4 separate regions of the Mus musculus genome follow, and regions 2, 3 and 4 are each linked to region 1. A link is a contact called in ENCODE POLR2A ChIA-PET data. All regions are on one chromosome and are shown on one strand. Each heading gives the region's core, a stretch centred on a gene start or an enhancer-like site at or near the end of the contact. The rest is flanking DNA. Distances are from core to core; before and after follow the strand shown.

Evidence for each region. ChIA-PET counts read pairs that join two places held with the same protein, here RNA polymerase II (POLR2A).
Region 2: POLR2A ChIA-PET joins it to region 1 with 39 read pairs in embryonic stem cell. The contact joins the promoter of Kif18b here to the promoter of Hexim1 in region 1. POLR2A ChIA-PET finds 5 or more read pairs at or near these places in 4 of 5 experiments (Patski and embryonic stem cell).
Region 3: POLR2A ChIA-PET joins it to region 1 with 17 read pairs in embryonic stem cell. The contact joins the promoter of Eftud2 here to the promoter of Hexim1 in region 1. POLR2A ChIA-PET finds 5 or more read pairs at or near these places in 4 of 5 experiments (Patski and embryonic stem cell).
Region 4: POLR2A ChIA-PET joins it to region 1 with 12 read pairs in embryonic stem cell. The contact joins the promoter of C1ql1 here to the promoter of Hexim1 in region 1. POLR2A ChIA-PET finds 5 or more read pairs at or near these places in 3 of 5 experiments (Patski and embryonic stem cell).

What each region holds. Positions count from the first base shown.
Region 1 is chr11:103,112,072-103,117,854 of GRCm38, forward strand. Hexim1 (hexamethylene bis-acetamide inducible 1) reads left to right here and starts at 4,254. Exons shown (of 1, transcript NM_138753.2): 1 at 4,254-5,783. The coding sequence starts at 4,851. Acbd4 (acyl-Coenzyme A binding domain containing 4) reads left to right here. Exons shown (of 11, transcript NM_025988.2): 11 at 1-128.
Region 2 is chr11:102,921,755-102,927,734 of GRCm38, forward strand. It overlaps Kif18b (kinesin family member 18B), which reads right to left and starts at 3,370. Exons shown (of 16, transcript NM_197959.2): 1 at 3,229-3,370.
Region 3 is chr11:102,877,274-102,883,176 of GRCm38, forward strand. Eftud2 (elongation factor Tu GTP binding domain containing 2) reads right to left here and starts at 3,702. Exons shown (of 28, transcript NM_011431.3): 1 at 3,622-3,702; 2 at 337-445. The coding sequence starts at 441. Ccdc103 (coiled-coil domain containing 103) reads left to right here and starts at 3,951. Exons shown (of 5, transcript NM_028492.3): 1 at 3,951-4,042; 2 at 5,079-5,158; 3 at 5,272-5,423; 4 at 5,801-5,903. The coding sequence starts at 5,281.
Region 4 is chr11:102,942,479-102,948,188 of GRCm38, forward strand. It overlaps C1ql1 (complement component 1, q subcomponent-like 1), which reads right to left and starts at 4,238. Exons shown (of 2, transcript NM_011795.3): 1 at 3,387-4,238. The coding sequence starts at 3,983.

The DNA.
Region 1 (5,783 bases), core at 3,004-5,503:
GGAATGGGAGGAGTGTGTACGCTTGGGGGCTGGGATGCCGTGTACACACGCACAAGTACACATCGCGCTCAGGACTTCACTGAAGATTCACGTGCAATTGAACGCTTCATTAAACAAAAGAAAACCTCAGTCTGCTGTCTGGGAACCCGTGGAAAGAGCTGGAAGCGGGCGGGTTGCGCCTGTCACAAGTCCGGTCCCACTCCCTCCCCAAATCCCCTGCAGAGACTAGGACTTCCTTATAAGGAATATCTTCCCTCCTCCCCAAAGGAACCTGGAGAAAACAGGCCTCAGACTGGGGTCAGGGAGCACCCTGGGGGACGCTCCGGGGCTTGGAGGTCTGGAGTTCTTGCAGGGAATCGGGGCGTTGGTCAGCCCCGCCCCAGCGGGAGGACTGCTGACCTAACTCTGCACAACGCACTAAGGACGGGGTACCCAGTGCTAGGCTCCAAATGCCTTTGCCTCTTCCCAAGCCCTTAAGTCTTGGTTGTTGCTCCCTATCAAGATCGCCGTTCTTCCCAAAGAAATTTCTAGAGGCCAAAGCCCACCCACTTTGAGCCTCTATCCTGAGGGGTGGGCGTAGGGTTCTGCGTTGCTTGGACCCCTAATTGTAGTAGACCCAGTGCCTGCACAGACCTCTTAAGCTGCTTGGCCTTGGAACTTTTGTTAACTGCCTAGGCGGCCTTGGCCTCCCACGGGATAATCTGTGTTGGTCCTGCTGCTCTATTCAGCTTTTAAACTACCCACTCCAGCACCTAACGAGTGCCCAGAGCCACCGAGGGCTAGCTATTGGCAGCCGATACCACCTGGGCTCCAAGATCTTCCTTGTTTTGGGGGAAAGGAGACCGTACTGGGTGGGGATCCTTAGACTTATTCCTCTGAGTTCCCTAACACCCTGTGAGGCAGACCACCTCCCCGGGTTTGGCCATCCTTGTGCCTCACTGGAAAATACAGGCACTCTCCGGGATTTTAACAGTAGGGAGGATAGCCCTAAAGACAGACACCATTCACTACACAGGTTCTGTAGCTTCAGCGTCACAAGCAAAAAGGCTGAAGCAGGAAAACCTATGATGTCGGCAGACATCGGGGCAGCGAGCGGGAGCCAGGACTGCAGGGAAAAGTCAAGTCGGCCTCACAACTCACTTGCTGGCTCGGCAAGTGTGGACTAAAAGATTAGCTGTTCTGAATCTGGATTGACTTGTTTGTGAAACAGGACCGACTTCTGCACCATAAGGCAGCCGAGCGGTTTAACAGTGCTTGGAGGGTAGAAAATACTTGGCAAAGGGCTAGGACTTGGAACATATAAGTTCTGGAAGTCTACGACCTTGGTGAGCATGTCCCCTTCCATTATGAGACCTTACTCTTAGCCCTCTCTAGTAAACTTAGTCTAGGTTCAACCATAACTTCCATATTCCTGACTGTGTGTATTCAATCAAGTCCTCTAAAATCTGAAGCATGGACATTTTGACTCTTGCAGCAAGTTGTCTGCAAAGACTCCTTTTCCTCTTTATTTTTTAAGACATTTAAATATATTTTATGTGTATGAGCATATATGACTCTGTAGCACACATGCCTGGTGCTGGTGGAGGTCAGAAGAGAGCATGGGATCCTTAGGAACTGGGGTTACACTTGTGAACTGCCACGTGGATGTTGGGGATGGAGCCTGGATCCTCTAGAGAACAAATGCTCTTAACTATGCAGCCATCTCCCATACCTTGAGCCCCCTTTCCATCTTTGTTCTTGGTCTCCTGGTGCGTTCTAAGTAATGAATGAAGAAAGACAGGCTTTTCAGGCAGACCAGGTTTCTAGCAATGCATGGAAAACAAGCTAGAATGGTCATTTTCAAAACAGCTGCATGTCCCCTTAGGGCATTCTCACTTGCTTCCCCTCGAGACTGTCTCACACTAGATTGCGGCCCCACCCAGCACTCTGAAGTTCATAAACCCTTTTACTTATGAAACACTTTTAACCTGGGAGGTGATGTGCACCTAATTATTACCGTGGTGCTGAGGCAGGAGGATCTGCATTTCAGGCAAGACTATATTATATCCTGAGGCCTTGCCTCAAAAACAAAATTGTGCTTCCTGCTCCTTCCAAGTCAATTGCTCCGTAATACACAGATTTCCAAGTCCCAAGCAGTCTGATTGCAAGTTGCTGCATGGATTTTCTTTATTGCCATTTGGCTCACTGTGGCCGGGCTTCATTGTGCAGTCCTGGCAACTTGAAGCTCCAAAACTTTTTATCTTTTTTGTCCTAACAAATGACTGCCAATTTGTAATAGTTTGCAATGAGCTGAAGCTTTTACTGGAAATAAAAACTTACTGAGGGAGTGTGGGAGAAAGGATTTTGTGTCTTGTTTTTAATTTTTTTTTTTTACATATCTGATTTTTTTTTTCTTTCCTGCATGTGTGTACAGCATATGTGCCTGCTGTCAATGGAGGATATCAGCTCCTCTGGATCTGCAGCTATAGACATTTGTGAGCCATCGTGTGAGTCCCAGGGAGCCAATCTCAGGCCCTCTGAAGAGCAGCCCGTTCACTAACTGCTGAGCTGGCTTTCCAGGTCTTGGCTTTTGTGTTTTTGACAGAAAAACCGTATTAGATGACGCAAGGAAGACCCGCTCTAGTTACAACTGCCTCTTCGTTGTCAGGTGACCTTGGATAAGTCACTTGATTTCTCCAAGGCGCAGAGCTTTCCTATAGCTAAAATGGCGGCTAACTCCTGCCCTACCTCGCTCACATGGCTGCGCTGGTCAAATAGTTTCATGTGTAGAATCTCACTCCATTATGGCTGGAATGTAAGGAAAAAGAAGAATGGCTCACTGGGTACTCAGGCAAAGGGAGAAGTGGCAATTACGCCAAGGGGATTAAAGGGAGTTTTTCGGGTCCTTCTAGTAGGGGAAAAGAATGTGAATCCCTTTTAAGGGGGAGTAGAACCCCCACTTCACCCCCAATGTACCCTACGGCCCTGGGTCAAGCACACCCATTTCAGGGAAGGCCTTCAGCTTTCCTTCTCGAAGCCTTCCCCCCAACACACACACACACCTCATCTCTGTGGATGACACCCCCTTTTTTCGGGAACGCATAGATTTTTGGGTTCCTCCCCAACACAGACTTCGCATCAATTGGCCCAATCTCTCCAGAGTATCCTGGCTAGGGAAAGGTTTGCGGTATCGGAAGCGAAGAGGCCAAGTCGACCCCGGGAGGCCATTTTCTTCGGCAGAAGCCGAGGTTCGGGGCGAGTCCTTCCTCCTCACCACGCGCTTCCCATCCGGGCTCAGGCGGAGAGCTCGGCCGCGGAGGACCACTTTGCTTTCACCTCTGGTGCGGAGATAGCTCTTGGCCTGGGTGGCTGCTCTCACCTAAGGGCCTCCAGGATAGCCTGAGGACCGACGTCACTCAGGACTCGAACCCGCCCTCTCAGTTCCTGAGGCCTAGTCTGAAGCTGATGCTCGGCAGGCCACCACACTGTCCCTTTAAGGCGGCACTTCTTAATTCATTTGTTTACTTCTTCATGCGCTTTTCGTCTTTTTAATAAATAGTTGTCCAAAATATCCTTCCGCTTATCTCTCTCCAAGAAACCCATCACCTACCTCAGAGACATTATTGTAATTTTAAGAATCCAATGTCAGTAATCACGACTAACAGCTCTCTTTATAGAATTTAATCCTCTTTTACACTTTAGGGACTACTTTTTAGGGACAGACCATTTTTGCATAAGTTGAAAACGGTTTATGGCCATCAGAACCTTTCCGCTGAGAACAGAATATGACAGTAGATTTTCAAACGCACCTTTTAATAAAAATATTCTGTATAAGCTCCCAAAGGTCATGGAATCTTCTTGTATTCCTGAAGCACAATGGTATGGTCCAGAACCCGCCCCATCTCCTCTGTAATTGGTCTTCCTTCCTCGGAGAGACGAATAACTCTTGCCCAATGACTGCTCACGTTTCTTCAGCGAGAGCTAAGCGATGGAAGAAGGCGGCCTGGGAGACGCCCCCTACGCATTCTATGATTGGCTACGTTGCACGGCGCGCGAGGACGGCGGGCCCGAAAGAAGGGAACTACGACTCCCGGCTGCCCCACACCTGGACTCCGTTACGCATGCGCATGGGCGGGGCTTACAAGCTTCTATATATAAGAGGCGCCGAGGGCTTGGAGACAGCAGTTGGAAGTTGGCAGGTGGAAAGTCAGGTTGGGAGGGGAAGCCGGAGGAGGAGGCGGAAGAAGAGCTGTCTGAAGGGGGAGGGAGGGAGGGAGGAAAAGAGGAGGAGGCGGAGGAGAACTGAGCGGAGCATCGAGCCAGAGGGGAGATGAGTTTGTCTGTCCTCGGCTAAGGCTCCGGCCCGGCCTGAGGAACTGGGAGCTCGGGTTGGAGCGACACCCGTGGAAGTGGGAGGTGGCGGCTCTGGGACTTTAACCCCTTGTGGGCTCTGCGGCAGGGGATTTAACCCTTTGTGGATTCGGCCCCTCCGAGGCAGCGTCATCGGGTAGTTTTAACCCTTTCGGGTTGGGTTTAACCCATTGGACTTAAACCTCCTCTCCTTGCGCACCAACTCCTCGTCTGTGGGAGCACTCGGCGGGGAGGCGTGAAGCCCACCCCTCTGCATATTTGCATACGGTGCCTGCTGCTGAACCCCCGGACCTGCTAGTTGGCCACGCTTGTGTGCGCTTAACCCTTTATTGACTGGACTCCAAGTTGCGATTGGAGTTTGCTGACAGGACGGACGGAAGGCGTCACTGCAGAAATTACTGACCGAAGAGGACTTTGTTGGACATATTTTGAAAAGAAAGAAAAACCTCTTTCCTTAAGCCAGAATTTCTCAAACTTCCAGAAGAGAACTCTACTAAGCCATGGCCGAGCCACTCTTGACAGAACATCAACACCAGCCTCAAACTAGCAACTGTACAGGTGCTGCTGTTGTCCATGAAGAGCATACCTCTGAGCGCCCCCCAAGCGCGGAGGAACGGGTGCCCAAGGAGGACAGTAGGTGGCAATCGAGAGCGTCCTTGCAGTCCGGTAGCCGTCCAGGGCAGGAGGGAGAAGGGGGCCTGAAGCACCAGCTGCCCCCATTGCAGACGAATGCCTGTCCAGAATTGAGCTCCCTGGAGAAGGGCGAGAAGGGCCAGAATGGGGAGGACTTATCCACTGGCGGTGCCTCCCCGTCGGCGGAGGGAGAGCCGATGTCAGAGTCCCTCGTGCAGCCAGGTCATGACTCGGAGGCCACCAAGCAGGAGGCTCCTGCCGCCGGAGGCGAGGAGCCATGGGGACAGCAACAGAGACAGCTGGGCAAGAAAAAACATCGGAGACGCCCCTCAAAGAAGAAGCGGCATTGGAAGCCCTACTACAAGCTGACTTGGGAGGAGAAGAAAAAGTTCGACGAGAAGCAGAGCCTGCGAGCTTCGCGGGTTCGAGCCGAGATGTTCGCCAAGGGCCAGCCAGTTGCGCCCTATAACACCACGCAGTTCCTCATGGATGACCACGATCAGGAGGAGCCTGATCTCAAAACCGGCCTTTACCCCAAGCGGGCAGCCGCCAAATCCGACGACACCAGCGATGAGGATTTTGTGGAAGAAGCTGGTGAGGAAGACGGAGGCAGCGATGGCATGGGAGGGGACGGCAGCGAGTTTCTGCAGCGGGACTTCTCGGAGACGTACGAGCGGTACCACGCCGAGAGCCTGCAGAACATGAGCAAGCAGGAGCTCATCAAAGAGTACCTGGAGCTGGAGAAGTGCCTCTCCCGCAAGGAGGACGAAAATAACCGGCTGCGGCTGGAAAGCAAGCGG
Region 2 (5,980 bases), core at 2,120-4,619, 190 kb before region 1:
CTGGGTCCTGGTCTGCATTCTGCCTCTGACTCATGGGGAGGTCTCTCCCTGAGCCACACAAGCCCATCAGTGTCATATCAGCTTCTCGCTTTGAGAGCCAGCGAGAGCAGCTACCAACCTGCTCCCACCCCAGGGGGATGGGGAGATTAATGAGAGAACGTTTGTCAAGTTTGCTTTGATCCTCGCTCGGAAAGAGCATTTCAGCCCAAAGTACAAGGGAGATGATTCTTTAATAAGATCTTCAGGGTTCGCAGGCAGCCACGCTCGAGTCCTGTTTCTAACCCTGGGCAGCTCATTAAAACCCAGAGGCTAGTACGCTGCTGAGCTGGGGCCAGGAAGCCAGGATCCAGATGTTTTAGGGGTGGTTTCTCTTGTCCACCCTTGTAGGGATGAGATCAACCTCTGAAGGCCCTGGAGGAGAATTTCTGAGGACTTGTGGGGATTCCCCCCTCTGCAGGCAATGAGAGCTAAGACAGAGGGGAAGGAAGGCGTTCATCTCTCCCGTGGTACTGCTACAGGGGCAGCGAAAGCCCCTTCACTAATTTTTAGCATTCCTCCCACACTTGTGTCTTGTCTCACACACTCACCCCAAGTATTTGGGGGCCTTTCTCGGCACGCAGCAGATGCTGACCGTACTTGTCCAATGAATGAATAAGGGCCAGAGAAGAACAGAGGCTTGACCCTAAAGCCTCTATAAATATCATAGCTAACATTTACAGAGTGCTTCACCGAGTGTATCTGCATGGTAAACACGCTATGCTAAATGCTTTCTTTTCTTTACAAATGGCTTCTTTTAGCTTTCCCAACAATCCCATTCTGTGAGAATTGGTGCACAAAGTCATGGAACAAAGATACCCCATCAAATAGATAGTAGGCAAGGCTAGAATCTAAGCTCGCACCGAGACACTACTCCATCCTTGCACTAGTTCTACCTGCAGGTCAATCTAGTAGGGTTTTTTTTGCCCAGCTTCTGGGCTTTGTACATCCCTCACCTTGGCATCCATAGAGCAGTGTGTTACAATAACTGCACCCTCCTGCACACAGCTTGCTTTTGAAGTAGAATATCTTACATAGGCTATGCTTTTTCTATCCAGTGCTGGGTGCTGCACATGTCCTAATGCTGAGCTATAATATAGTTGATGCCTTTCTTTTGTTTTTCCTTTTCTTTGATCTGGATATACAGCTCAGCTTGGCCTTGAGATCCTGGTGCCTCTGCTCTCTAAGTGCTGGGACTATACGCACACGCCACCACTATGTCTGCCTTGCTTATTCCCTCTTATAAGTTGTGATTTATTTTTCTTGTCTTACTGGCTAGGAATCCTAGAACAGGATCGGCTGGAAGCAGCGATAGTGAGTGTTCTCGCATCTTTACTCATTTACAGGGGAATGTTCTTTGTCATTTCATATTTTGTTAGCTTAATGGCATTTGTCTCCATCCCCAGGTTACCCTGACCCACACTCGCAGACACTGAGCCCTGGCAGTGCAGAGGACTGAACTTAGGACCTTGAACATGCTACTTTCTGGTTCCTGAGGTTTTAGATGAGGTTTTTACAAGCACACCTATAAAAAGGGTAGACTTGTAATTTTAATCGCGTTCAAAATAAAATCTAGACTCTTAAGATGGAAAGAAAAGGTTTGCTTTTCTAATTGACTGTAAATATCTGGGAATTGAGTGTTTGTTTGTTTGTTTTCATTTGTGTGAAGGTAAATTTTAAGCTAATTTAATCACCTCATTGACCTCACACCAACTAAAAATTTCTATAGCTTCTATTTTGGGAGGACCGTGGTGAGGGTGCTGAGAACTAAACTCAGGCCTCAGTGCATACCAGGGAAGCATTTGCCACTAGCTCACACCCCTAACCCCATGCCAGCTCTCTTTTAACTATAATTATGATCTATTTAACTGACTTCAGTGTATTTTTGTTTTAAATTCCCAAGTGTGAATTCAATTTTTCATTTGTATTTGTGTGTGTGTGTGTGTGTGTGTGTGTGTGTGTGTGGTGTTTTGAAAGAGTCTCAATACAACTGGCCTTAAACTCAGAGACTCTTCTCCTCTGCCTCTCTCTCAGGGGCTGGGATTATTTTACTATGCCTAGTTTGTATTTATAACTTAACTGTTTGTGGAGAGAGAATATAGTTTATACAATATTATGATAATTTCAGTTGCTGTGTCACTAGATAAGAGAAAAGCTTTGCAAATGTCTCTAATAATATGATGCTTCTATACTTTTTTTTAAAAAAAAGGTATTAGGGCTAGGTTTGATCTCTAGACCATGAGAGAAAAAAAGGTACAAATGGAGCGAAATTAGATAAAAACAAAGTAATGGAGAATGAGATGCCTTAAAATCCTGACTGGCAGAGGGCATGGTTCCATAATGAAATAGGCATGGAAGAAATAGGATAGGGACATTGAAGGAAGCGCTGTTAACAACAAAAAGCTCATCCACAAAAGTAAAATTATATATGTCCTCCCAAGTCAAGCTTAACTACACTCTGTGCCTCCGTTTCTCAACATGCAAATTGTAATATTTTTTAATTATCTGTCTCACCAGGTTTGTGTTAAGCTTGAATGGCATTCGGTTTTTAAGTGCCCAACAAATATTAGACACCGCTGGTAAAGTTATATGATACATCATTTCCCTATGATGCACTGAACCACCAAAACCAACACAAACCAGTATTTTAAGTTCTTTGGCACAAAACAGGCTCTACCTTGTACTTGTCACAGTAGCTCAAATGTCCAAGGCTAAAAGACTCGATCATCCTGGTACTAATAGAGGCCTGGTTTTCTTTCATGCTCGCCAGTGTTTAGGAGTGTCCCAGTAACCAAGCTGCCTCCCTCGGTACACACACAGCCGCGTAATCAGCTCTGACAAGAGGAGCGGAGTGGTTCTCCCATTCTCTCCTGCCGGGCGTCCCAGATCTCCAATTCTGACCTGTAGAAAGACCCAATTCCACCTCCCACACGAGGAGGGGTAGCTGCTACGGAGCCGGGTGCACCTTTCAAAGGACCGGGTATACATGAGAGGACTTAATATGGGCCCCGGACCGTGGGACGCAGAGATCACGATCGGCTGCATTCTCGGTGTAAAGGAAGTGCCCTCCTACTCGTCCCTGACCTGCCCAAACAAGTGCTGATTCGGGTTCCAGACAACTGCAGCGAGCCCGCGCAAACGACAGCTCTGCACCGAGCCCGCGGGGCCGCCCCACCGTCGACCAAAGCCTACCTCTCGTCGGTTCCCGGTGCTGGTGTCGGGGGTCGCTTACGCGTCCCTCCGCCTCGGACAGGAGCCCTCGGATTCAGGAGAGAGCTCCCCCACACCCGATTCCACCGAACCAACCTTCTTCCGGCGCGGCGCGTTCAAACTAGCCGGTCCGCTCATCCGCGCTTCTCATTGGTCACCGCCCGGCTCGCTGATTGGCTGTTTCCTAAGTAACAAAGACAGCCGGGGGTGCGCTTGCGCACTAGTTCTCTTGCGCGCCTTGGGTTTCTTTGGCCAAATCAAACCGGACGGAGCGGAATTGCCACCAGAATCGAGTCTCTAGCAGTGTAACCAGGGGGCCTGCCCCGTCTCTGTGGTCTGTGGGCTGAGTTCAGCAGCGGTTACAGCGACCACACATTCGACAGAATTTAAAACCTGCTTTTGTGGCTTAAATAGGCACCCTCCAATTCAGAGTGGCTCGTGCCTTTAATCCCATCACGCAGAAGGCAAAGGCTGGCGGATCTATTTGAGTTCGAAACCAGCCACCCTCCAGGTAGAGCGTTCCAGGCCAGCCTGAGCTACATGAGAACTTTACTCGATCTCTCTCTCAAGTAAACTGTCCTCATGGTGGCGTTGTGAGCAAGTCTGGGGCATGTAAAGGTTACTGTAGGGTTTCTTTCACCACAACTGTGAACAAGCTAGTAGAGTCATTTAATACTGGATAACTTGACTCAAATTATTTATTCACCACACTTAGTTTAGTGAGGACAAAAACAACAAAATTACATGAAGTTAGGGTTAGTACAAAGATACAAGAACACTGAATACTCTTGCCTTCTCCGTCTCCAAAAGGAACAGTTGTTTAATGATAGCTTCCTGGTAAAGAAGTTCCCTCCTCGCTTACTGTAAATCTGGTTTTTTTGTTTTTGTTTTTGTTTTGTTTTGTTTTTTTGCGCCCTAAACGTCCCCACACACACACACACCCCAAGCTGAGAACCAAACCCAAGGCCTTTTCTTTTGAGTGAGTGAAGTTTGCTTGGTCTTTCATTTTATTTATTTATTTTTTAATGTATATGAGTACACTGTTGCTCTCTTCAGACACACCATAAGAGAGCATTACAGATGGTCGTGAGCTACTATGTGGTTGCTGGGAATTGAACTCAGGACCTCTGGAAGAGCAGTCAGTGCTCTTAACCGCTGAGCCATCTCTCTAGCCCCCAAGGCCTTTTCTTTACCACTGAGCTAAATCCCCATAAGTAAAAATTAAAAAAAAAAAAAAAAACGTAATGTGAATAACGCACCTTGTAGATGTTCAATAAAATGGCACTAGGTGTTCTCAGATTCATTCAACGATTGTTATGACAGGTTCAGAGGTTACAGTGATATGTGATATACAGAGCTCCCAGTCTATAGGAAAAACTTAGATATTTATCACAGGTGGGGATTGTGATACATGCCAAGGCAGGAGAGGGAAAATGTTACAAGTTCAAAGCCAGCTTCATGTACATGGTAAATACTAGATCAGCCTGAACTATAGGGAGTTCCTGAAAAGGGACAGAGGTGGGGGAGAAGAGAATTAATAACTAATAATAACATAAGATGATACAGGGTATAGTTAAAACATGCTGGGTATAGTGAGTTGAATATATTTGGTCCAGGGAGTGGCACTATTTGAAGGTGTGGCCTTGGAGTAAATGTGTCACTGTGGGCCTGGGTTTAAGACCCATGTCCTAGCTTCCTGGAAGTCAGTATTCTCCTAGCCACCTTCAGATGAAAAGGTAGAACTCTCAGCTCCTCCTGAGGCGTGCCTGCCTAGATGCTGTCATGCTCCCACCTTGAGGATAATGGACTGAACCTCTGAACCTGTAAGCCAGCCCCAAGTAAATATTGTCCTTATAAGAGTTGCCTTGGAGCCGGGCGTGGCGGCACATGCCTTTAATCCCAGCACTTGGGAGGCAGAGGCGGATTCCTGAGTTCGAGGCCAGCCTGGTCTACAGAGTGAGTTCCAGGACAGCCAGAGAAACCCTGTCTCGAAAAACCACAAAAAAAGGGGGGTTGGTGAGATGGCTCAGAGGTTAAGAGCACCGACTGCTCTTCTGAAGGTCCTGAGTTCAAATCTCAGCAACCACATGGTGGCTCACAACCATCTGTTATGAAATCTGATGCCCTCTTCTGGAGTGTCTGAAGACAGCTACAGTGTACTCACATATAATAAATAAATTAAAAAAAAAAAGAGTTGCCTTGGTCATGGGGTCTGTTCACAGCAGTAAAACCCTAAGACAGAAGTTGGTATGAGGAACCATACTCGGTACTGCTGAGATAGGCCTGACCATGCTTTTGTTTGTAAGAATGTGGACTTTGGATTTGGACATCAGTGGAATGCTTAAAGTGGTGCTTAATGGGCTATCCTAGTAGGAATATGGGAGACTTTGTTGCTGAGAGTGATTTGAACTGTGTAGACCTGGCCTAAGAGGTTTCAGTGGAGAAGAATTTCAGTGTGTGGCCTAGAGACTATTTCTGTGATATTTTGGTGAAGAATGTGGCCGCTTTTGCCCTTGTCTGAAGAGTCTATGGTGAGGCTAAGGTAAAGAGATTTATATTAATTGCATTGACAAAGTAAGTCTCAAAAAGCCCAGTGGGGACTTTGTTCTTTGGTTAAGTCTCATGAAGAACATTTTGAACAAGCATAGCAAGCTTAGAAAGGAAAGGTATAAAATATGTGGTATTAAAGGGGCACCAGGAAGTGAAATGAAGCTGAATCCTGTGTTCAAGGATA
Region 3 (5,903 bases), core at 2,452-4,951, 240 kb before region 1:
CAGGAACTCAAAGAGCTATTACAGAACCATTACTAGAGCGCAGATCAAACCCAACTCATGAATGAAACCCTTACAGCCACTTTTAAACTTTAGGAGCCAATATAAAGTCCCAATACAAGTCATATAAACAATCCAACAGTAGCCAAGCCATTAGTCCCGAAAGTTGCAGGCAGAGGCAGGCTGGTCTATGTGAGTTCTAGGAGAGCCAGGACACAGTCTGTGCCTGTCTTGAAATCCACCCCCACTACCCAGGGAAAATTAGAGATGCGTGCAGGTCATTGTGGGAATGTTGTCTGTAACGGGAGGGATAAAGAAAGAAAACAGTGTGTGTTTTACCTCATCAAGATCTTTTGTCTCTCTTCCCAGTTCATCATCATCTTCATCAGAATCAAGCTCTGGTCCAATATAATTCCCAAACTCATCATACAAGTCAGTATCCATGATGCTAAAATTCAAGGAGAGAAGAGTTAGGGACTGGCAAGTAATGAAAGCCTGCACCACACACCCTTACCTTTCCTACCACGTAGGCAGGTGGTGACTGGGCTGAGTGACTGACCAGGCTACTGAATAGTGTCCCCAGAACGCAGACCTTTCTCTACTTCTCTGCCCTGGTTCATTCTATCTTCTTATAGCCCACACTCTTTTATTAGGGACATTCTTTGTTGCCTCAAACTCTATGTAGTTCATGCTGGTCTTAAATTTCTGATCCTCCTGCCTTAGCCTCCAAAGTGGTGGGGTTACAAACATAGGCCCAGGCCTAGCTTTATTTAAACATTTTATTTATCTATTTTTATTTTCTCTGTATGGGTGTTTTGCCTGCATGTATATCTGGGTACCATACACATAGGCACACATTGCCCATACAAGCCAGATCCCCAGGAACTGGAATTGCAGACAGATGTAAGCTAACATGTGGATGATGAGAGTTGAACCTGGGTCCTTTGAAAGAGCAGTCAGTGGTCGTAACCACTGAGACATCTTTCCAGTCCCATCTGGCTTTATTTTTACATTTAAAATAGGTTCTCACTGTTATCCCAACCTGGCCTTCAACTCAAGATCCTCTGCCTCTGCCCCCCCCCCCCACATAACAGGTGTACAAGTAATGCCTAGTCCACCTATTCCCTTTCTGTATTTATTTAATCAATTAAACTGTGTGTGTGTGTGTGTGTGTGTGTGTGTGTAATTTTATGCATTGGATCATTTAGGAACATGAGGATTGTCATGTGAGTTCTAGGTAGGATCTAACTCCAAGTCTTCATGGTTGCCTAGCAGGTACTCTGAAATGCTAAACTCTCTTTCCAGCATCTCACTTAAAAAAAAAAAAATAGTATTCTCAAAATATCACAATGCAATCATCAAAATAAAAATGAATACCAGCAGGTTATACTACCTAATCCACAGGCTCCACCAAGTTTGAGAAACTGTTCCAGTCACAAACGACACTGCTAAGGACACAAACTAGGATCGTACTTGACTTTCACGTGACACTTTTCCAGATTACAAACCAAGGCTTTTGAAGAATCTCCCTTCGTGTGGCTTTGCCTCTGCTCTGAGAGGTACACGATTCCAACTTGTCCTCACTGATGATTCTAACTTTGACCCTTAATTATGGTGACAGCGGACATGCTTGTCCCTTAGTGATGGGTAAGAACTCATTGTTCTCACTGCTCTTTTAAAGGACCCAGGTTCGAATCTCATCAACCACACGCTACCTTACAATTGTCTGCAACATCAGCAGATTTCCCCCCACTTCAACGACTGAATATTCTGTTCAAAAGAACAGTTTAGATCTCACCCTACCAGCCTTCCCAGCCCCTCAGCCTCTCACTCTCGTCAGTATCTTCTGTCCCAAATGCTAGGCAACTGTTGTTATTCTAAAAAACAATTCTACGGTTTGCGAGCAACACAAACCAGAGCAGGGGAAAAAGCATCAGGCCCCTGGGGTTAAAGACCTCGATCCATCCTATCTTGGCCTCATTTCTAAGGATGACGTAACTCACAGAAGTTAGTTTACCTCCTTAGAGTGATTTATTATTGCCTAAAACCTTATAAAGGCAATGAGTAAGTACCTAGCTGTGCAGCCTGATAACCTGAGTTCAGTCCTGGAAACCCACTGAAAAGCTACATAGGGTAGTGTGAGTGTCTGTGATCCTAGACGGCCAACAGGAAATGGGAGGCAGAGATTCTCTGAAGCTCAGAGCCAGCTAGCCTGGTATTGGCAGTAAGGAGGAGATAGGACCAAACCCTGAAGCTGTCCTCTGACCTCCACCTGCAAGCCACAGCACATCTGATCCTCACTTACTACACAGAAACACACACACACACACAGAAACACACACAGTGTGATTATCCAAGCATAGGATCTTATACCCATGATCCTACATACATCCTGAGAGACCCTGTCTCAAAAAGCAACAAGTAACAAATGTTGGTCATAACAAAACTTGACCTTCTTGAGCACGTGAATCCCCATGCTCCTTTGTGTTCACGCACCAATGCCCCTGACAGCACCTTGCACAAAAAGACACTCAGTAAAGCTAAGGGAGTGGAATGTTTTGTTCTGAAATTCTGGTATTTCTTACAGTATACCTACTGTTTTTATTTCTAAGAGGCAACCACAATTATGTTCATTGTCTTCTCCCAAGATTACCATCACAAATTTTTAAAGAAGGTTGTTTACTGAACAAGCCAAACTCATCTCTGCCCCCAGGATAATTGTCATTCCCATTGTCCTCTGGCTATGTATACCTTCTTAATTCATTTAACTCACCCTTTTCCTTTAATGTCACCTATTTGTCACTCCACATATACTTGCCAGGCCACCCTTACACTAATCTCTTAGTGTGTGGCTGGGTGCTTAAGATCGAATCCTGGGCCTCACACTCTACTAAACACTTCTCCACCGAGTTACACCCCTCGCCTAAGTAAAGTCAAGGTTATGCCTGAGTAGTACTTAGGGAACATGTGTGTGTGCCCGCTACTGATAAATGTTAATAATAAAATAGGAGCAAAACGACAACAGTGCCTGGGACAAAATAGGCCCTCAATACGTTTTGCTAGTTTTGTTTTTCGAGGGTGGCTTTGGGTAGGGGAGTGAATTAGTGATATGCTTAGTTTAAGTAAAGCTACTCTAAATAACCAAAACTGCATCTTCCCACTGCAACGCAGAATCTCAAAGGAATGCTGGAATCTTTTCTGGTTTTGGCTTTTTGAACCAGACCCGCTACTTAGCCTTGAACCTGCACCAATATTTCTGTCTGCATCTCCAGAGCGCAAAAATTAGGCACTCGCCATCACAGTCAGCTCGGATGCAGAATAGTTTGAAGATGGAGACAGTCTGGCGGTGAAGCAGGCACCGATGGAAGGGGGAGTGGCAGGGGCCTGGGTCTTTACAGCGCCACCTCTACTAAGGGACAGGATCTTAACCACGTTGGGGACCGCGGAAACCCCGGAATCGACGGTGTGTGCGTGCGTTGGGGTCTTTCATTCTCTTTCCCACGCCAGAATTCAATTTACGCGTTCGTTAAGCGAAAGGGATAAGTACTATATAAATCGCCTCTTCCCAAGCTCATGTTTCGCTCGTTCCCCAAGCCCCGAAAGGACCCTTCCCGGCCAGCTCACCCGCCGAATGCTCAGCCGAGTGCCCCGGTCCGCCGCCTGAGCCCGCGCTTCCGCCGCACGCCGCGACAACGCCGGCGCCCGGCGCTAGGAAGGACCCCGAGCGCGTCGCCGGACCGCCTCGCCTCGGAGGACAGCTCTGCCTAAGGAACAGCTTCGAGAAATTCTGGCCCCGGAGACAGAAATGGGAAAGGCCAACTTGTTGGTCCTCAAAACGAAGCGTGGACTTCTCCACAAAAAAAGCAAGGCCGGAGGATTCTGATCAGGCGCCTTAGGACAGCCTGAAAGGAGGGCCTTCGGGCCGGTCACGTGGGCAGACTGGTGGCGCCGTTGCTAGGCAACAATCTCTGTTGCGAGGGCGATGCACTAAGGTGTTCTACCAGATCCGGGGTTTCTCGAGAGAAAGCAGGGAGTCCAAGACTGGGTGAGGGTTTAGGGACAGTAAAGGGGATTGCTCTAGTCATTCTATAATTGGAGAAGGCTTAGAACTCGACAGAGAAATGGGTCGGGTAGCGAGAGTCTATCGTCTCTATTGCTTAGAGGCTGAGCCTAGATCATGATGAGCTCAGAAGTTTTGGAGAGAGCAAACTAGGCACAGCGAGATCTCCTCACCCCCCAAAATATTGCTTAGGGTATGAGACTCTTGAGTACAATTGTTGGCTGAGTAACACAGCCCACTTCTCGGCGTTCCATTTCCCATCATGGTTGGGATGGCTGTGGATTTGCTTGCGGACCAGCTCATTTCCTGCCCTAGGGCTGATCATGAGTGAACTATGGCTCCAGCTCACCAGGATTCTGAGGTGGAAAGAGGTATCATAAGTAAATGTCAGAAGCCAGACCGGAACACATAGCTTCCTATGAAAACAGCCCCATCAGACACATACCGGGAGGCGGCAGGACTTCAGTGGTAGGACTGGAGATAATGCCCACACAGCACACATTTGCCTGCCGCTCTGTGCTGCTCAGGGATTTGGGGATGGAGGCTACTGAGTTTTCTCCTTCTGACACTTCTCAACTTCCTGCTTTGTCATTGCTTTTGGTTGAGGTGATTTTTTTTTCTTCATTAAAGACATTTAGTGAAGTGTGAAATTTTGTCCTTGAGCTGGAGTAGATAATAAAAGAAACCTCTCTGTCTCTCTCTGTATCTGTGTCTGTCCTCCCCTCTCCCCCCCTCCCCCGCTCTGTTCCTTTATGGTAATAAACTGATATAGAGAAATCCTATGTGAAAGAATGAAGAGTCAGAAATCTGAACTCCAAATTGCCTCCTCAGATGAAACACCTGAATTAATAGGTGTGTGTGTGTGTTGTGGTTTTGTGTTTTGCTGGGGATCAAACCCAAGGCATTTGCATTCACAAGGCAAAATCCTACCGCTGATCCAGCCCTTAGTGTCTAAAATATTGTTAGAAGCAGAGAGCAAAGTCAAGACTTCAAACGGGAAACCTTTCTGTTTTGTTCTCAGTGAGAAGCCTGGAATACATTTTCATCACGCAATTCCATTTTACCTGTAAAGGAAGAAACTAGATTTTTATAACACTCCAGGTTAAGTATCAGATTGCTTTGGGTCATTTCACATTCTGGCAATGAATCCCAGGGCATCATCTTTACCCTGAAGACTTAAGCTCTGCTGACATGCATTCTTCTTGCCTTCCCAGGCCTTAGCCATGGAGAAGAACGATGTAATCAACTTCAAGGCCCTGGAGAAAGAGCTGCAGGCTGCCCTTGCTGCTGACGAGAAGTACAAAAGGGAGAACGCAGCCAAGTTACGGGCAGTTGAGCAAAGGGTGCCTTCCTATGAGGAGTTCAGGTTGGCTTGCTATTTTTCTCAGGCCCTCCTCTCATGGTGGGCTACAGGAATTAAAAGCAAGCAGTCTAAATTGAGATCATTCTAGGCTTCTGTCATGCCCCCACCCTCTGCTACCTGATGATCTTACCAAAGCTCCTTAACCTGACTGAGCCTCAATTTTGTAAGAGAGAGGAATGGTTGCTATCGTTGCATGAGTTATGGCCTGAAAGATGCTGAGCACAGCAGCTAGCCCATTTGAAGTGCGTGAAGACTTTCAGCCCTCTATGCTGCTGCTGTTGTAGTAGTTGCCCTGTTTCCCGTCAACAAGTGTAGCCAAGTAGCTGCCCTCCACACAGGGAATCATTAAGCTCATTCCCCAATCTCTACCTTTGACACAGAGGTATTGTTCTTGCATCACACCTGAAACCTCTGGAACAAAAGGACAAGATGGGAGGAAAGAGATTTGTGCCCTGGAATTGTCACACTACTCGGGAAAGGACT
Region 4 (5,710 bases), core at 2,988-5,487, 170 kb before region 1:
TCCTTAGACAGTAGGGGATCCTGAAATGGAACCCAGGGGTCCCAATTCCCTACCCAAGATTTGAGGCAGTTGCATACAGCTCCTCTTGGGAGCCCGAGGGAGGATGGGGGAAATGGAGGTTGCCATGGAAGCCAGAAAGCAGGCTGTGCCTTGGATCAGGCGGGACTGCCAAGAGGGGAAACTGAGGCAGTGGTTTGACCAGGGGAACTGAGCTGCCAGGGTATAGCTGGGAAAAGTACTCCTGTCCCCAGTCCACAGGTCTTGGGTGTGCAGGTATGGCTCCCAGAAGTCGCCAGCCTGGTTCCCAGAGCACTGTCGGCTCAGAAGTTTACTTGGTTTCTTCTATGCCAGGTTCTAGGCTCCGTGCTAAGAATGGCCCCAGAGTCTAGAGAATAGGTGGATCTCTGTCCACCTTCCAGATGAGAAGCTGATCCTTGGTGGCTTTCTCTGTGTGACAGCCCTGGCTGTCCTGGAACCCATTTTGTAGACCAGGCTGGCCTTGAACTCACCGAGATCCTCCTGCCTCTGCCTGCTGAGTGCTGGGATTAAAGGCGTGTGCCACCAAGCCTGTCCCTCAGTAGGTCTTTCTTTTTTTAACAGCACAGTCCTCAATTTATGTATCTGTCAGCCTTCATCCTCCAAGCCCTAATCCATGTGTTAATACTCCCACCCTCCCCATACACCCCACCCTAGACAAAAAGCATACTGACCACTGGCATGTCCTCATACAACCTCTGCCTGTAGCCATGTTTATCAGTTTGTGTCCACCCTGACCTGTGTCAACCATAGACACGGAGGTAGCTGTGGGCAACTCAGCAGCCTAGATCACTTTCCCCAGGCTCCTCCTCCTAAGCACTAGGACCAGGAGCCATCAGATTGGGAGTGTTGACTCAAAGCTATCCCGTGGATGTGCAGTGGACTGCACACAAGGGTCCTTAGGCACTAGGCATGTGGCTGACAATCCCTTTTTCTACTCATCCTGTCCAGGGAAGGACCAAAGCACAGATCGGAAACCCCTCTGCAAGCAGGAAAGTAGGAACTCAAAACCTACGGAGGCCTCTGATCCTGAAGGCACTGAACGTGGAAGGTTCTCCCCTCGGCCCCCACGCACTCTGCAGCCCGGCCATTCTTATCCTCTGCCTAGTTAAATGGCTTCATACCTCTAAGCCAGTCTTCCCCTACACATGACCTTCTCCTTCCTCCTCAGTGGTGTCTCCTGACTTGGTAATCAGAGCTGCCATCCCTTCCTCTCTGCCAAGTGGTTCTGAGCTAGGGTAGGGCGGACCCACCACCGGATCTCTCTCTCAGAGGACACATTTGGAAACAGGAGTTGCTAGGTGCACCCCCAGCCCACCTTTAATGCAGTGTGTATTGAGTGTGTTAGTGTATGCCCAGTACTATTGTGCCCACTACATAAGCCATAAAGTCTTAGAGTGTAGATGGACTAACCTACTAACCCCTTGGTGCCCAACAAGCTTCAAACCTTGTTTCTTGTGGAGGGCACAGCTAACATGAGGGCTCATTGGTAAGATTCAGCCAGCCTCTTGGACAATCTGGAAGAAGTCACAAAAGGCTGTAGACTCCATTGTTATTCTTGGTTATTTTGTTGTTGTTGTTGTTGGGGGGGGGTGGTCTTGAGTACCTGTTAATGTGCTAAGTCTTTGAAACCCTAAAATTCCCATCCAGTGATCCTGCAGTAGCCTGTGGTCCTCTCAGCTTGTTACCTCTCCTCCATTATGCTCTGACAGCATCCTAGCACTGCTGGTAGGGAAGGAAGGGATTAGGGAATGTTTCCGCCTCCAAGGGACTAAGGCAAGCAGCCCCACTACAAGCACCTGCTATCTTGGGAGCTTCCTCATGCCCTATAGCTGGGGCCCTGCTGTGACCCCCTGTGGTCTAAGCAATGTCTAAGGGACTAGTGACCACTCTCAATGCCAGCAAGCCCCTAGTCCCTGAAGCCTTCACTTTGGACTAGCTCAAACTTTCTTTGCAGAAGGAAGACAGTCCCTCAATGAAGGTGACATTGCTGCATGCCTTATTGGTGATTAATAAGGGGACTTGTGGGGCTGTCTGCATGAGCCTTTGCTAGATGTTGGAGCCTCCCAGTTTGGTCAGGAACCAAGGACAAAGAGGAGAGACACCAGAAGCCTGATAGACACAAATGGGAGAGAGTCACAGCAATAGAGAAGTGGGGGGAGGTGAACCCAGAGAAGAGAGACAGAGATGAATGGCAGATTCCAGTAAGAAATGGTCAAAAGACAGAGCAAGAAGAGGCAGACACGATAGTGGGGACTGGGAGGAGCAGGCAGAAGAAAAAAAGAGGACAGACTTCCACACAGATAGGCTTTCTGCCCTTTCTCCTATCCCCAAACTTTGCAGATACCCAAGCAGGGTAGTGCTGCAGTGGGAGGGGTTCCGAGAAGATCTGGAGTCTCAATTGTAGGGGATTCCTTCCAGCTTCCACTTGCCTACCCTCAATTTTGACCCTGGCCTCAGCTAAAAGAAGGTTCAGTCTGACCACGCCCCCGGGGTGGGGCCCCTGTAACCCAGAGGTGAGAGCGCAGGGAGCTGAGAACCCAGGGTGGGTGGTTCCAAGGACACCGCTGTGCATCCGTGTCTCAGACACGTGCACACCAGCTCCCTATTTTCTAGGATACTGGAGGAGCTGTACCTGGAGACTTTAAGGAGGGGAGTTTCCATCACTCCGCCCCGCCTCTAGAGGAAACTTTTTCCCGGGAGGCGCAGGATAGCTCTGTTACTCTGGGAAAAGGTGGAGCATTCCAGGGGGGTTGCAAAGGGTGTTCGTTCAGCTCGATGGTCCCTTCTCTAGGGCCAGGGATGTACTGCAGTTAAGGCTATTGGGCAACGAACTCCCTCTGCCTTTGTGCGCAAAACATTTCCTGCAGCCCTCCTCCTTCTTCTCCTGAGCGCACAGCCACTCGTCTTAGCGCCCTCCGGCGCGGAGACTGCTTCTCCTTATCCTTGCCCTAGAGCATCCTTGCTGTTCCCTTAAAGCCAGTCGGCGTCAGCTTGAATCTTAGCTCTCAAGAGAAATCAGCCTGAATCAGTCTCCCACGGGCCAAACCCCTACGGACCAGTTCGTGCGCCCTAGAGCCCTGTGATCTGACTAGTTGGATTTATCTTTACGCATTTCCACTCCGCGGGTGCCCTGTAGCCTCTCCCTTAAGAGCTCAAGCCCAAGGGTTGAAGACTCAGGGGTGCCCGCTAATTACAACCATTCTTCACATGATAGTTAAGGGGGCCGCTTTAGGGTCTCCACCTACGCCTGCCCGGTGTGCCTGTCGACTCTGATCCAATACGCATTCTCCTGGGGGCTCCCTGGGAGCCCTGCCCCCAGGTCAGCCCCACGCCCCCTCATGGCCCACCTGGCCGTTCTTGCAGAGGTCTGCCCACATACTGGTGCCGTCGCCGCCGCGCATGAGGACGTGGTAGGTGAAAAAGTAGGTGCCAGGAATGTTGCATGTAAACTTGCCGCTGGCCGCATCGTAGTTGTTGCCTAGGTTGGTGACCACGTCGTCAAACTTGAGCACCTCGTAACCCTCATGAGGGTTCTTGAGGCCGGCGTAGAAGGCCACGCGTGGCACCGTGGTATAGGTGGCCGTGCTGATGGCGCCGCTGCCTCCCGAACCCGGCAGGCCAGGAGGACCAGGCTTGCCTGGTTCACCCTTCTCCCCAGGCGGCCCCACAGGACCTGGAGGGCCCCGGTCTCCTGGAGGCCCCGGAGGGCCCGGCTTGCCCGTGCGGCCCGGCTTCCCCTGGGGGCCCTGCACCAGCGTGGAGGGCGGAGGCGCACCGCTCTGCTCGCTCAGAGCGTCGCCGCCGTCGGACCGCGCGCCGGCGCCGGGGCCCCGCGCGGGATAGGGGTCGCACACCATGCGGCAGGTGCCCAGCATCTCATAGTGGCCGTCCGGGCCGCCGGAGCTCACCAGCACCGGGATGAGCACCACCAGCACGAGCAGCATCACCACGCCCGCGGCGGCAGCCAGCAGGGTCTTCCGGCCGGCGCGGAGCCTTGGGAGAGCCGGGCCACCCGGCCGCGCCGTCGGGGCAATGATGCCGGCGGGTAAGGGGCGCGGGCGCGACGCCCGCGCTCAAGGGCGGTCCGGCGGGGCTGCGGGCATGGGGCCGGGGCCCGGGCGCCGCGCTGCGCTGCTTGCGCTGCGGAGCCCAGCAGCCGGCTCCGGCCTCGTGCTTCCCTCCCGCTGCGCTGCCCGACTGAACGCGGCCTCCCGCCTAGCGCCTAGCTCCTCCCGCCTTCCCTGGCTGGGGCCACTGCCTCCTCCGTTGGGCCCCGCCCACCCGCTCCGCGGGGCTCGGAGAGGGCGAGGGGTGGGGCTGCGGGCGGGGCAGGCGCCTAATTGGGCCGCGGAAGCCTCAAGGTGGGAGGGGCAGGGAGGGGCGGGGCTATGAGAGTGGTGGGCATCACGGAGGGAGCTGGAGATTGAGGCTCAGAATGGGGAAGGGGCTAGAGTCAGGAATGAGTAGGACCAAAGGGCAAGCGGAAGGAGGAGCCACAAGGAGAGGCAGAGAGCTCAGCGTGGCATTGAGATAGATGTTCCGTGGGTCAGTTCCGAGGAAAATCGTGACAGAGGGGCAAAGGACCACCACCTGCAGGAGGTCGAAGGATGCAACATTGCCCCCTGTCTGCAGGGGACAAAGAGATGTTGCAGGGGGTGGAGGGTTACAGAGTGAGGAACAAGAGAGTAGAACAAGAAAGAGGATGAGGGCTAAAGCCTGGAAGGAATACTGGGGAGGGGCGTTCCATAGGCACCCAGGCCTAGCATCCAGATAACCCGTCTGGATCCTTTGCTTTTAGGGTGCCCAGAGGGAATCTCTGAATTCTAATAGCAGCCTGACTTTTTATCTGATTCTAACTACTTCAGGGGCATTCTCTCCCAGGTGGCAGCGTCTTCAGCCCCTTCTTTTCCACTGCCCCAGGGGATATCTTCTAGGCTGCCTCTACCTGTGGCCTCTTCCATGAGGCCTTTTCTGATCTGAGCTACTAGCTAGACAAGTGGGAAATACGGACCCTGAGAAAATGAAGTACCCCTCCCATGTCATCTCTTAGTGTTAACCAGTCCTAGGTGGTTCTGCGTTTTCTAGCACTCCCCAGAAAGAGGGGGGTTGATCTCTCCTAGCCCCTTAGGGGACCCCCCTAACTCTTACCCCATCACGTTCTTCTAGTGCAGGAAAATGTTTAGGTTGCATAAACTGAAATGTGTCTGCTTCCATCAACATATTTGTCATATTCTGTGAGTCCCAGCTCAAGCTGTGTTCCTCCTTCACCCTCCTTTATCCGAGGAGGAGGGCTGTGTCTTTCTGAGGCCTCTGGCCACGATAAACAACAACACTCCAGACTCATTCTTTTTGCCTGCAAGACTCCTCCCAGTTCACACTCCCACCGCCGACCTCCCACTGTCCATTTGATTCCCTGATTATCCCTACCTAAAACTGAGATGCCAGAATAACCAATGGTAGAAGTGGGGGTGGGCGGGACGCTGCCAGAGAGGACTTTCCAAATACTAACCCGGGTCAGCATGACATCCATCACCAAGGAGGAGGGAGCTAAGACAAACTGCGTTGGATGCTTTGTATGTATGGTCACATTTGATCTTTACATCAATCTAGATATAAAGCCCACCATTATCCTCGTTTTACAGATGGAGAACAGAGGCTCTGCGAACTTAAA